Regions from separate parts of the Homo sapiens genome. Here region 1 is linked to region 2. The links are chromatin contacts, found by Hi-C or POLR2A ChIA-PET in ENCODE. All regions are on one chromosome and are shown on one strand. The core of a region is the stretch at or near the end of the contact, and the rest is flanking DNA. Distances in the headings are between cores, read along the strand shown. Region 1 holds the start of LINC02768 (long intergenic non-protein coding RNA 2768). Region 2 overlaps LYST (lysosomal trafficking regulator).

Region 1 (6,416 bases), core at 3,817-6,316, 260 kb after region 2:
AAGATATACAAATAGCCAAAAAACTTATGAAAAAATACTCAACATCACTAATGATCAGGGAAATGCAAATGAAAACCACAATGTGATACCACCTAACTCCTGCAAGAATGGCCATAATAAAAAAATCAAAAAACGGCCGGGCGCGGTGGCTCACGCCTGTAATCCCAGCACTTTGAGTGGCCGAGGCGGGTGGATCACGAGGTCAGGAGTTCAAGACCAGCCTGGCCAAGATGGTGAAATCCCGTCTCAACTAAAAATACAAAAAAATTTAGCCAGGCCTGGTGGTGGGTGCCTGTAATCCCAGCTACTTGGGAGGCTGAGGCAGAGAATTGCTTGAACCCAGGAGGCAGAGGTTGCAGTGAGCCGAGATCGCGCCATCACACTCCAGCCTGAGTGACAGAGCAAGACTTCATCTCAAAAAAAAAAAAAAAAAAAATTAAAAAACAGTAGATGTTGGTGTGGATGAGGTGATCAGGGAACAGTTCTACACTGCTGGTGGGAATGTAAACTAGTATGGCCTCTATGGAAAACCGTGTGGAGATTCCTTAAATAACTAAAAGTAGAACTACCATTGGATCCAGCAATCCTACTACTGGATATCTACCCTGAGGAAAAGTCATTATACAGAAAAGATACTTGCACATGCATGTTTATAGCAGCACAATTCACAATTGCAAAATTGTGGAACCAACCCAAATACCCACCAATCAACAAGTGGATAGAGATACTGTGAGATAGAAGATAGATAGATAGATGATAGATAGATATCTGGTGGGCATCCTCATCTAGATATCTATCATCTATCTATCTATCTATCTATCTATCTATCTATCTATCTATCTATCTATCTGATGGAATACTACTCAGCCAAAAAAAGGAATGAATTAATGGCATTCACAGTGATCTGGATGAGATTGGAGACTATTACTCTAAGTGAAGTAACCCAGGAATGGAAAACCAAACATCGTATATTCTTACTGATATCTAGGAGCTAAGCTATGAGGATGCAAAGGCATAATAATGATGCAATGGGTTTGGGGATTGGGCGGAAGGGTGGGAGGGGGGTGAGGGATAAAAGACTACAAATATGGTGCAGTGTATACTGCTTGGGTGATGAGTGCACCAAAATCCCACAAATCACCACTAAGGAACTTATTCATGTAACCAAATACCACCTGTTCCCCAATTACCTATGGAAAAAAACACCCAAAATGCTTGGGAACAGAAATGTTTTGGATTTTGGATTTTTTTTTAAATATTGGAATATTTGCGTTATACTCACCAGTTGAGCATCCCTGATCCAAAAATGAGAAATCCAAAATGTGCCAATATTCATTTCCTTTGAGCATGACCTTTGAGCATCATATCGGCACTCGAAGAGTTTTGAACTTTGGAGTATTTCAGATTTTATAAATTTTGGATTAGGGCTGCTCAGCCTGTTTTCTCTCTCATGGTCTGAAATTGACTGGGGTCTCCTGGACCATTCTTGTGAGACTGCGGTCAGACAGTGGCTTGGGCTGGAGTCACGGGGGCGGTCTCTTTGTTTGCATGTCTAGTGATTGATGTCTGCTGTAGGCTGAGGCTACAGTTGGAGCTGCCACCCCAGGCACATGGCCTCTTCATGTGGCCTGAGCTTCCTCCTATCACAGAACCGGAGAGAGAGAATCCCAAGAAGACTGGACGGAAGCTGTTTCACCTTGTATGACCCAGCCTCAGAACCCACATGTCATCCCCTCTGCTATAGTCATAGGCCCATCCAGATTCAAGGAGAGGGACATAGGCCCTAGTTCTTGGTGAGAGGAATGTCAATATCACATCGACACACCATTGTAAGAATATGTGGGGTGGGAGATTGTGTTCAGGCCATTTTGGAAAATACCATATGCCACAGGGTGCAGCCTGGACATTTTCCGCCTCATGACTTCTTGGCTGGTACTTTTGTTCTAATTCGTACTGAGCAGGAATTGACTACATGTAGATTAAAACCTTCCGTATGTCCCCAAATCCCCCAGAACAAAAAACCAACAAAAAAGCTGGGCGCAGTGGCTCACGCCTGTAACCAGCACTTTTTGAGAGGTTGAGGCTGGCAGATCATGAGGTCAGGAGTTCAAGACCAGCCTGGCCAACATGGTGAAACCCCATCTCTACTAAAAATACAAAACTTAGCCAGGTGTGGTGGCACATGCCTGTAATCCCAGCTGCTGGAGAGGCTGAGGCAGGAGAATAGCTTGAACCCAGGAGACAGAGGTTGCAGTGAGCCAAGATTGCAGTGAGCCAAGATCACGCCATTGCACTCCAGCCTGGGCAACAGAGCAAAACCCTGTCTCAAAAAAACAAACAAACAAACAAACAACAACAACAACAACAAACCCTTGGGGAATATTATTTGCAAAATAGACAACAAAAGGTTAATTAGCTTTAAAATGTAAAGGACACTTATAAATCAGTGAGATTCTCCCAATTAGAAAAAAGAACTGAGGACTAGAAGGACAATTGACAAAAGAACTTTAAGTGGCTAGTGTGCATTTCAAAAGTTTACCGCAACTTAAAGAGTGTAATTTTTTTTCTTTTTAGAGACTGAGCCTCAGTATGTTGCCCAGGATGGGCCTCAAACTCCTAGCTTCAAGCAGTCCTCCCATGTTGGCCTCCCAAAGTGCTGGGATTACAGGCGTGAGTCACTGCAACCAGCCAATAATGTAAATTTTAATAAACAAACACCACCTATGTAATTGGCAAAAATGAAAAAATAAACTATGCAAAGGCAAAAACATAGGTAAACGGGCCCTCTCCAACACTCCCGCTGGTGGAAGTATAAAGTGGTACAAACTTTCTGTAAGGCAGTTGGGGAGTATCTATTGAAAGTCTTAAATTTTTAAATAATCCTGAGTTGAAATTTATCCTAAAGATATTAATAAGGACACTGAGGGTCGGGCGTGGTGGCTCATGCCTGTAATCCCAGCACTTTGGGAGGCCGAGGCGGGTGAATCATGAGGTCAGGAGATTGAGACCATCCTGGATAACATGGTGAAACCACATCCCTACTACAAATATAAAAAATTAGCTGGGCATGGTGGCACATGCCTGTGGTCGCAGCTGCTCGGGAGGCTGAGGCAGGAGAATTGTTGAACCCGGGAGGCGGAGGTTGCAGTGAGCTGAGATTGCACCACTGCACTCCAGCCTGGGCAACAGAGCGTGACTCTCAAAAAAAAAAAAAAAAAAAAAAAAAGGACACTGATATTAGTATGTGGGTGTTTATTGGTTTATTGTTATTTATCACATCAAAAAACACATAGAAACACCCTAAAAGTTCATCAATAAATGAACTGGTGAGAGTTTATTGTCCATATAATAGAGTATGATACTATTATGTAGTTGATCAAAGTAATGTTCATATGCACATTTATTTAAATGGAAAACAAAAATACGGAAAAGTATCACAGGATCACATTTTTTGTTATATATATATCTTACAAAAATATATGTAAAAGTATTGTGTGTGTGTGTTTACAACATTTCTGGACAAGATTGTAGTGATGAGGCCATTATTGAGTAATGAAATTACTGTTATTTGTTTTTCTTGTGCCTTTATTTTCCAACTTTCTAAATGAAAATGTGCTGAATACAAATAAATAATAATGTAAGATAAAGTAAAAATAAATTTTCATTTAAGGTATTTCTTAAAAAGGGGGGTGAGGAAGGGTATTTAGAGTAAACCAAATCTGGAACTGGACTCTGCTCTGACGGCGTGACCTTTGCCAAGTTACTTCACCTCCTTAACCCTCAGTTTCCTGACTTACTCAATGGGCACAATAAATTCTACTACATAAGGTTATCCTGAGTTAGTTTTCCCATTTCCATCCAGCTAATAAAAGCTTCTTGCTGCACTCTCTCTCCTGAGCCTTCTCCCTTCTCTGATCCCCTTAACAAAGTGGTTCGAAGCAATCATTTAGCATCACCTGTTATTACTACCTGCTTAGTGACTAGACGCCCACTTATTTGCAAAAGCCCTGCATTTTCTGGAATTAGCCTGCTATTCCGTGTTTTCCACTTAGATTCACTCAGAACCTGGTCCATAAGGAGACGTATGCACTTTTGCATACACAGAATACACTCAGGAATACTTCTGTGTTTTCGTACCTCGGTGTAAGATGCTGAGCCCACGGCTGGGGATCTCGTGTGACGAATGTCTGCAAATGTTTGAGTAAGGAGATGACTTGGGGAGGAAAAGGGCTGGGCTATTTGGTGGAAATCTGAATTTAGATGAAGAGGCTTGACCATAATTGGGAAGTTCTTTTGCTAGCAGTTGGGCAACTCACCAATATGAAGAAAGCTCTTGAGTGGGACGATGGGAAGGCCCGAGCATAGCTTCTTTTGGGGAAGTTATCCGGGTAGCCAGGCCTGGGACGCTCCCCGCGCTCCGCCCTCACTTCTCTCTTCCCCCAAAAACAGGCATTGAGAGGCTCTTACTGCCCTCACGTGGCCCCTTCTGGAACTGTCTTTGAGGAGACCCGCCCAGATTTAAACTGAATCACGGGGGCTGGAGAGCACACACGCAGGCTTGCCAGTTAAGCTCATCTGTCCCCACTTAAGCTTCTAGCTACCAGGAAGCCGCTCTTCGAGCCTGTTTTCAAGCCTTTTTGGCCCTTCCGTCTCTTAAGTCCATGTTGTCTGAGCAAAGACCCTTTCTCCGTTGTAAGGAATTCTAAATCCTTTCGGCTGCAGCTTTCAGCAGCGCCTGGCATCCTGGCGGATGAGAAAAAGGGGAAAAACAGCAGCCCAACTTGAGAACCAGAGCTGGGCCGTGACGCTGCTGCGGGGGACTCTGGGTCCCGTCTTCCCCGCTTTCGAGACCTGTGGTCTTCAAATGTGCTCGATAGTACACTCCCTAAAAGAATTTTTGCAAAGTCCTGTTTTTCCCTGTTAAATCAAGTTTAGCTTAAAGCTACTCACATATTTTAAGTTCAGCCTAAAGGTTTCTCTGTGCCTGTAACCTAAAGGGAAGTGTAAATAGTCCCTCTCCCCCTTCACCCTCTCCTCTCCCGCTTTCTGTTTCTGCCTTATCTCTCTGACTCTTCTGCCTCCCTCCTCTGTTTTTAAGGGCCTGCCTGGATAACCCAGGATAATTTGCCTGTTTTAACGTCAGCTACTTAGTCATCTAAATTCCATCTGCAAAGTCCCTTCAGAGCAGTACAAAATTAGAATCTTGAAATCTTTAGAATTCGGCCAGCCACAACAACGATCAGCATTTTGCCAACCTTAGGTATCCAGGAGTTTTTGTTTTTAATTACAGTGATTTTTAAAAAACAGCTTATTTATTTATTTGACAGGGTCTTGCTCTGTGGCCCAGGCTGGAGTGCAGCGGCATGATCATAGCTCACTGTAACCTCAAACTCCCGGGCTCAAGCAATCCTCCTGCCTCAGCCTCCTGAGTAGCTAGGACTACAGGCACTTGCCACTACACCCGGCTAATTTTTAAAAGATTTTGTAGAGATGGGGGTCTCACTATATTGCCCAGGCTGGTCTCAAATTACTGGCCTCAAGTTGTCCTCCTGCCTCAGCCTCCTAAAGTGCTGAGATTACAGATGTGAGCCACTGTGCCCACCCAAAACAGCTTTATTGAGATATAATTCACATGCTATGTAATTCACCCAAAGTGTACCTGCAATGGTTTTGGGTATATTACATTATTAATTTTAAAAATTGTAAAATATGTATATATCATGAAATTTGCCATGTTAATAATTTTTTTTTTTGAGACAGAATCTTGCTCTGTTGCCAGGCTGGAGTGCAATGGCACGATCTCAGCTCACTGCAACCTCCGCCTCCCGGGTTCAAGCGATTCCTCTACCTCAGCCTCCTGAGTAGCTGGGACTACAGGTGCGCACCACCGCACCCGGCTAATTTTTTACATTTTAGTAGAGACGGGGTTTCACCATGTTGGCGAGGATGGTCTTGATCTCCTGACCTTGTGATCCGCCCGTCTTGGCCTCCCAAAGTGCTGGGATTACAGGCGTGAGCCACCGTGCCCAGCCATTAATAATTCTTAAGTGTACAAGTCACTGACATTTATTACATTCGCAATATTGTGCAACCATCACCACTATTTCCAATACTTTTCATTTTCCCAGGTAAGAATTCTGTAGCCATCGAGCAATAACTCTCCATTCCACCTCCCCACAGCCCCCGGTAACCTTTGATCTACTTTCAGTCTCCATGAATTGGTACATTCTAGATACCTCATATAAATGGAAGCGCATATATTGCTTGATAGTTTGTGTCTGGCTTATTTCCCACAGCATAATGTCCTGACGGTTCATCTGTGTTGTAGCATGTATCAGGATTTCATTTGTTAGGCTCAGTGATATTCCATTTTATGTACATAACGTATTTTGTTTATCCATTCATCTGTTGATGGA
Region 2 (6,843 bases), core at 43-2,542:
TGGGAGGCTGAGGTGGTGGATCACGAGGTCAGGAGTTTGAGACCAGTCTGGCCAAGATGGTGAAACCCTGTCTCACTAAAAATACAAAAATTAGCCAGGTGCGGTGGTGGGCGCCTGTAATCCCAACTCCTTGGGAGGCTGAGGCAGGAGAATTGCTTGAACCTGGGAGGTGGAGGTTGCAGTGAGCTGAGATCACGCCACTGCACTCCAGCCTGGGTGACAGAGCAAGGCTCCATCTCAAAAATAAATAAATAAATAAAAAGTAAAAATGTAACAATTCTACTTCTAGGAATTTATCTTAAGGAAGTAAAGATGTACATAAAAATAACCATAGAAATATTAATTTTAATAGCAAACAAATCCTAACTAAATATCCAACAATAGAAGACTGCTAAATAAATTATTCTATAGCTATACTTAAGAATATAGGTTGAGTATCCCTTATACAAACATTTGGAACCAGAATTGTTTTGGATTTCAGGGTTTTTTTGGGGGGGGATTTTGGAATATTAGCATTATTTACTTAGCAGTTCAGTATTCTTAATCCAAAAATCTGAAATCTGATATGCTCCAATGAGCATTTCTTTTGATTATCATGTTGGCACTCAAAAAGTTTCTGATTTTGAAGCATTTTGAATTTTGGATTTTTGGATTAAGAATGCTCTACCTATAGTAAGTAGCCATTAAAAATAATGTAGAATGATACCCAATGACTTGAATAAATTTAAGATTATCTTATTTAGGGAGAAGATAAGGTTACCAAATAGCATTATTATTATTATTATATAAATGGAATGATACATATGTATAGATAGAAGTCTAAAGGTGCTTTCACTATTTATTTCTGGATGGTGATATTAAAGTGGACTTTAAAATTTCTCCCTGTTGCTAGTCTGTATTTTATACATTTTTCTAACAAAGTACAAGTACTTTTTCTGTAATAAGAAAACATGGTGCCATTTTAAAGTAGAACATGTATGTAGGATAGTGTGCGGAAAAGAGTTAACATAGCAAGATTGACTGCTATCTCTGGAAAGGCCTGCTTGCAAAGTTGGCTCTTGGCTGTTGTCTGGGAACCTGGATTTCAGGAGAGGTCCTACCATTCCCTAACTGATAAGAGTGGCTTACTGTGCCTAAACTGTACAAACAATGCAGTTTATACCGAACACCTGCTTTCCTTCTGAGGCTGGAATTTCAGTATGTGCGAGGCAGAGGGTGCCTACGTTGCCAATCTCAATAAAAGTCTTGCACACTGAGCCTCTAATGAGATTCCCTGGCAGACAACATTTCACATGTGTCATTATGACTCGTTGCTGGAGGAGGCTGAGTATGCTTTTTGTGCTTTACCAGGGGTAGATTCTTGGATGTTTGTGCCTGCTTTCTCCCAGACTTTGCCCCATGCTGATTCTACTTTGTATCATTTACTGTAATAAACCTGAGCTGGAAGGATGACTATATGCTGAATCCTCAAGTCCACCTAGTGAATCATCAAACCTGGGGATTGTTTTGGGGCACCTCTGAAAAAGATAGTATCTTGTTTTTAAAGAGAGGAAATATAAAACCTGAAAAATCTTAGGTGACAGTTTAATGCTACTACCAATTCTCTTTGATAACTTGAGTGTTTTAAAGGAATGGCCGAACAACTAACCTTAAAATATTCAGGTTCTATCTTATATAAATACAGATTGTTTTAAAAGAGTCACTTACAGCAGGATGAAAAACATTGATCGCTTGAACAGAAGCCTTCCCCTTTTGCTTATACCCAAACACCAAGTCAATCCACTGACAGATGTTCTGCGACACGTAGTCAGACTCTAGAGCCTGCCGATGGATGAGGATAAAAAGACGAGGATCATTACGCGCCCAAGGGGGAAGGTTGACGTGATTAACCCGTTCACCATTCTGACGCACACCAAAATCAAAACCTAAAAGAGAAGATTAATATTAATATTTAACTCCCCCACAGCAAGTTTCATTCAGCTACAGAGCAGGTCTTAAGAGTTCACAAAAATAGCTGTTTGTGTGCTACAACCAAAAAAGGGAATAGCAAGGAGGATTTACATTTTGAATAAGAAACACCACTGCTCATCTACTTATGTACCTACTAATAGGGCTATGTGAGCTAATGCTATCATAATTAAATTTGAGATCTTTCAACTTTATCCTTCTACCACTTTACAACATATTGAAGAAAAGGAGAAAACCATTGCCTACTAATTCCAATATTCTGACTATTCACATCTTCAAGGGCATTAAGTACTTAAATATCTATTCAATTGTAAACCTGATTAGAATCAAACTAAGGCTTTGTAGAAGCATTTCTAAACTATTGGTATTAACATTTTAATAAATTTAAGATTATATTTAGTAAATATTAGTATTCTATAGTTTAAAAACTCAACTAATATAAAGTATACACATTGTTAGAATGAATTGCCATAGTCTATTAATTTTATAAGTCTATGGGTCTGTTCTGACTTCCTTTCTACTAAGCATTCCTGTAGATAGCAAAATTATCCCAACACAGGAAATAAGAGGGTTCTTCTGTGATGTAAATGAGCTAATATCTAATTGTCTCATCAGTATAAACAAAAATCTCAGAAGTGTTTATTTAAAAAAATTATCCTAAAGGAAATGTTACCTTTAAACAGAAATGGCTTTTTGTGCTACATTTTCTAGTTTGCTGAACACCATAACAAAAATTAAAAATGACCTTTTAAAAGCTGATTAAGTTCCATGTAAAATTAAGTTGCTGTCTGTCTACTTTTTGATCTTGTAAAAACAGTTAGAAGGATCTTCACCAAAATACTTGGGAAGTATTTTGAAATGATATGATATGGAATATAAATCAAGGGTTTATATAAATTCACATGGGATGGGGATGTGAGCATCTCAGAAAGCTCAGCAGTCATCGTACAGAGCAGCTGCATGGTTGATTTAGGATGGACTGGCTGAGCACCTGCAGAACTCCATGTGTGTGGCTTCAGGAGCGGCAGCAGCAGGAACTTATTTATTTAACAGTGAATGAGGCATCTGGGAATGGGCTGGGGATGGGGTGCATAAGGGCATTTGTACAAACTCAATCTTTCCCAACTTTCAGGTGTTCTGAGGGAACATCTGACTCCTGACCCAAAGCAGACAACTGACATACGAGAGTCCCAGGGGAACACTGATAGGAAATGATATGATATACGCTGTAAAAAACTGTGTTTTCCAAAAATGGCTATAACAGCATTTCCTGTCTTGCATGCCCTTCCAGAATCTTGCTACTCTCCATCACAAGGCAAAGTCTATCTTCCTTTCTTTTGAATCTGGGAAGACACTTGTGACTGCCTCAATGAATAGGAAGAATACAGTGGAAGTGATGCTGCGTGGCTGCTAAGAACAGGCTGGAAAAGGCCATGCAGCCTCTGTTCGTCTCCCTCTTGGAACACTTGTCTTTGGAACCCTGAGTTGCCAAGTAGGACATCCAGGGCTGCCGTGCTGTGGGGAAGCCCAAAACTAGCCCACACAGAGAGACCACATGAAAAAACACTGACATTGCATGAAGAGAGGGTGATGTGCTCCAGCTGCCTAAGGCTTCATCTCCTGCCTGTTCCAGCTCCAGAAAACCTGAAGGCAACAGCATGAGACACCCTGAGCTAAAACCATCTAGCTGAGCTGTTTCTGAACTTCTGACCAATTTCTTATTTCTGACCAATAAAAAATAATTTTATTATCTGTGATTGATAATAAATTTATTATTGTTTCAAGCCATTAAGTGTTGAGATTATTTGTTATACAGCCACAGATAGCTAGAACATACATATAAGAGACCATGGACAGAGAAAACAAGGAGTAGATTTAAACAGGAGTCCTAAATGAAAAGCTTCAAGGCAGGTGCCCCAAATTGCAGGTGCTGATGTTTGACTGAGGCATTTCTCACTTGAGCAACACTATGAAATAAGCTCCAGGGTGGCATGAATCTACTGATGATTCAATAATCAATCAAACAACCTCAGAGACACAGATACTATACAACAAAATTCCAATGTAATTTGCCCAACACCAACTTCTTAAAGCTGTTTCATATGCTCTTAAGGATCACATAAAATTATAGAATTAAGTAATATAAGAAAATGACCCAAAGATACCCCTTAAAGGGTTAGCTGCTCTTCTATTTAAGAATAGCTAAGGTTGGCAGCCAAGACTGTTAGTTGGCATCACAGAAAATTTGATTTTATACTCCAGTATTCCTTTTGGTTATTAGATAATTCTGGGCAGAGTATTTTATTTTTATTTTGGTCATTCCTCATAAAATAATTGAGATTTCAGTTAATTTACATTTTGCTTTCAATAAAGTCATACCTCTTATTTTTAAAGTAATTAGCACATTATAACTTTTGTATTCAGAAAAAAGAATAAAGCAATTTCTATAATAAAATTAAAATACATATTTACAAATAACTTTAATAGTTAAAAGTTACAGTTTTCCAAACATATTTAGTCCTATAAAATACTTAAAATCCTCAAGCTTATTTGAAAATAGAATTATATACTTAATAAAAAACATTTTCTCTTATTTGGGGACTCAAAAATTTTTAGGACTTAAAAAAGCTATTTTCATTTTTGGAAAATTACAAAATAACCACAAGCCCTCAGAAATATAAATTAAAAATAATTTATTGCTATACCTTCACGGTTAACTAGGAACTCTGGAAGATAGAAAAACTCTGGGATAAGTTCTTTCACATCAGTCATAGATTCAAAAGATGAGAGTCGCCAAGTTGTATTTGTAGAATGAAAAGTTCTGTCTGGAATGTCAAAACTTTGATCTATAAAAAAATACAAATAATACGATTAAGACACAAAGACCTAATTCTATTTGAGGCCTATCATAATTAATTTACTTTTGCCACTTCAAAAAGATTAAAATAATGCTAATTTTGTTTGCCCATAGTTTAAAAGAAGTTATTCATGTTCTTGAAAATAAATATTTCTATAAACTTGAGATCATATTACATTTTTCATCTGTATTATGCTTTTGTAATATATATTATTAGATTAGTTTATATCATCTATTTGTTTAATTTTCGTCTATCTATCAAAGTAGAATGAAAGTTCCACAAAAACAGGGCCCTGGGATATCACCCACACCTTGCACATAATGGGTATTCAATCATGGTTTATTTATTGAATGAATGAATAATGAAGAAGGAAGATTTAAGTTCAAGTAGGCAAACAGTTTTTTCCCCATCAGGAAGCATGATTCCTTCACTTTGAATTGTTAAGACTACTTTTTCTCCTTTCTTTTCTTTCTTTCTTTTTTTTCGGGGGGGTGCGTAGGTTACGGTGCATTGTTTTTTGGTGTTCTAACTCTGAGCTAAAGAATTGAGTAAAATTTCCTGTGAATGAAAATAAAAATAAGCATAGTCACTCTTTCGTTCATTTTTTTTCCAGGGTAGACTATTAATAATAAAGAATTAAGTTTGGACTCTCTTTTCTGCCAACAATGATCAGACTTTCTAGCCATAGGGAAAGGCCTAGAATATTAAATGATATCCAAAAGCTAGCCTCTGAAAACAGTAGCAGTTTACATGTTTCTTAGGAACCATATTGCATCATCTAAAACTCCTCTGAACTTGTTGAAATTTGAACACATCTTTTCATTTGGAGACTGCCACAAACACATCGCAGCATCAGGTTTCTTCTCCCAGCCTTAGTTGCTCTGCTGAGCAACATCTTCTGTCACTTGTATTACTTTCTCATCTATTCTGTTGAGTCAATTGGCATTGGCTGGCCACTAAAAAAAATCTGGGAAGAAATAAGGTTTAGAAACATTTACTTTTTCTCAGAAAGTAAGGAGGGCCACTTAAAGAAATACCTACTAACTTAGTAGAAAAAGTTATCAATCAAAATGGAATTCAGAAAAATTAAGGTAATTCTCAAAAACAAACAAAAAAACTAAAAGAAAAATTAAGGTAATTTTGTAAGGCTATGGTGAGGTCAAAGTATCTGGAGCTAAGACTAAGGAAATACGGAACAAGAGTAGCACATTGGGTAGGTTCTGTTCAGATTTTAAGATTCTCTGTATTTTCCTACATTTTATTAAACAGTACTACTACAAATTCCCATTATCTAGAATATGCATATATTAAACCTGTGGTTCTCAACCAGTAGCACTTTTGCCCTCCAGGGGTTATTTGGCAATGTCTAGCAACATTTTTGATTCTCACAACTGGGGGGATGGGGTGTGGGTGGTGGTGGTACCACTGGCACTAGTAGGGAGAGAACAGGGATACAGCTAAACGTCCTACAATGCACAGGGCAGCTCCCATGACAAACGAATTATGCAGCTCGAAATGACTACAGTGCCAAGGTGGAGAATCCCTGCATTAAACCAAAGCCAAGAAATAAATTCAAAAGCCAACAGATATCACTTGAAACTAATGAGATGAAAGTGAATGGAGACTGAGGTAGTCCTAGGTTTTAAACAAAATATATTCATAAATACATAATGAAGAAAACATAATATATGAATACATTCATAATAGTAACATGAATAAAAATATTGATAAATTTTAGTTGATTGGTAGTTTTATATTAATGGGTTCTTGGGCTACATTAAATGAAATGTAGTCTTGGATGGAGGGAGGTAATAGTTCTGTTAAACACTGTAGGGGCCCAAACCACATCTGAAATATTCTTTTTTATTTTGACTGCCTTTTTCTTTTCATCAAGAGCATTCACAAATCAGAACATGTCCAGAAAGATCTTCAGAATAGTGACAGGCTTGGAAACCACAGCAAACAAGGATGGCTTAAACATTGGTTTTAAAAACTCTTTATTTAGTACAAAACTGTC

Evidence for each region. A loop is a pair of places that touch in the nucleus more often than their neighbours do. ChIA-PET counts read pairs that join two places held with the same protein, here RNA polymerase II (POLR2A). Pooled maps may share reads with other maps.
Region 1: a loop to region 2 is called in a map of mammary epithelial cell, with 4 times the contacts of the local background. The contact joins the promoter of LINC02768 here to the enhancer-like site in region 2. A Hi-C loop is called at or near these places in 2 of 168 maps with a recorded cell type or tissue (mammary epithelial cell and mesothelial cell of epicardium) and 5 of 50 pooled maps. POLR2A ChIA-PET finds 5 or more read pairs at or near these places in 4 of 52 experiments (PC-9, WTC11 and activated naive CD4-positive, alpha-beta T cell).

The regions. Positions count from the first base shown.
Region 1 is chr1:235,967,445-235,973,860 of GRCh38, forward strand. It overlaps LINC02768 (long intergenic non-protein coding RNA 2768), which reads right to left and starts at 5,067. Exons shown (of 3, transcript NR_183724.1): 1 at 4,317-5,067. RefSeq lists a silencer at 1,591-1,791 and an enhancer at 4,606-4,655.
Region 2 is chr1:235,707,384-235,714,226 of GRCh38, forward strand. It overlaps LYST (lysosomal trafficking regulator), which reads right to left. Exons shown (of 53, transcript NM_000081.4): 43 at 4,674-4,814; 44 at 1,708-1,925. Among named protein-coding and RNA genes, the nearest start is that of GNG4, 61 kb to the left of the region's middle. RefSeq lists an enhancer at 861-2,060. Within about 2 kb of position 1,293, at least 4 of the 41 ENCODE cell types and tissues checked have a DNase peak (open chromatin) inside an H3K27ac peak, as active enhancers do; they include PC-9 and mammary epithelial cell, where a contact is called at or near this core.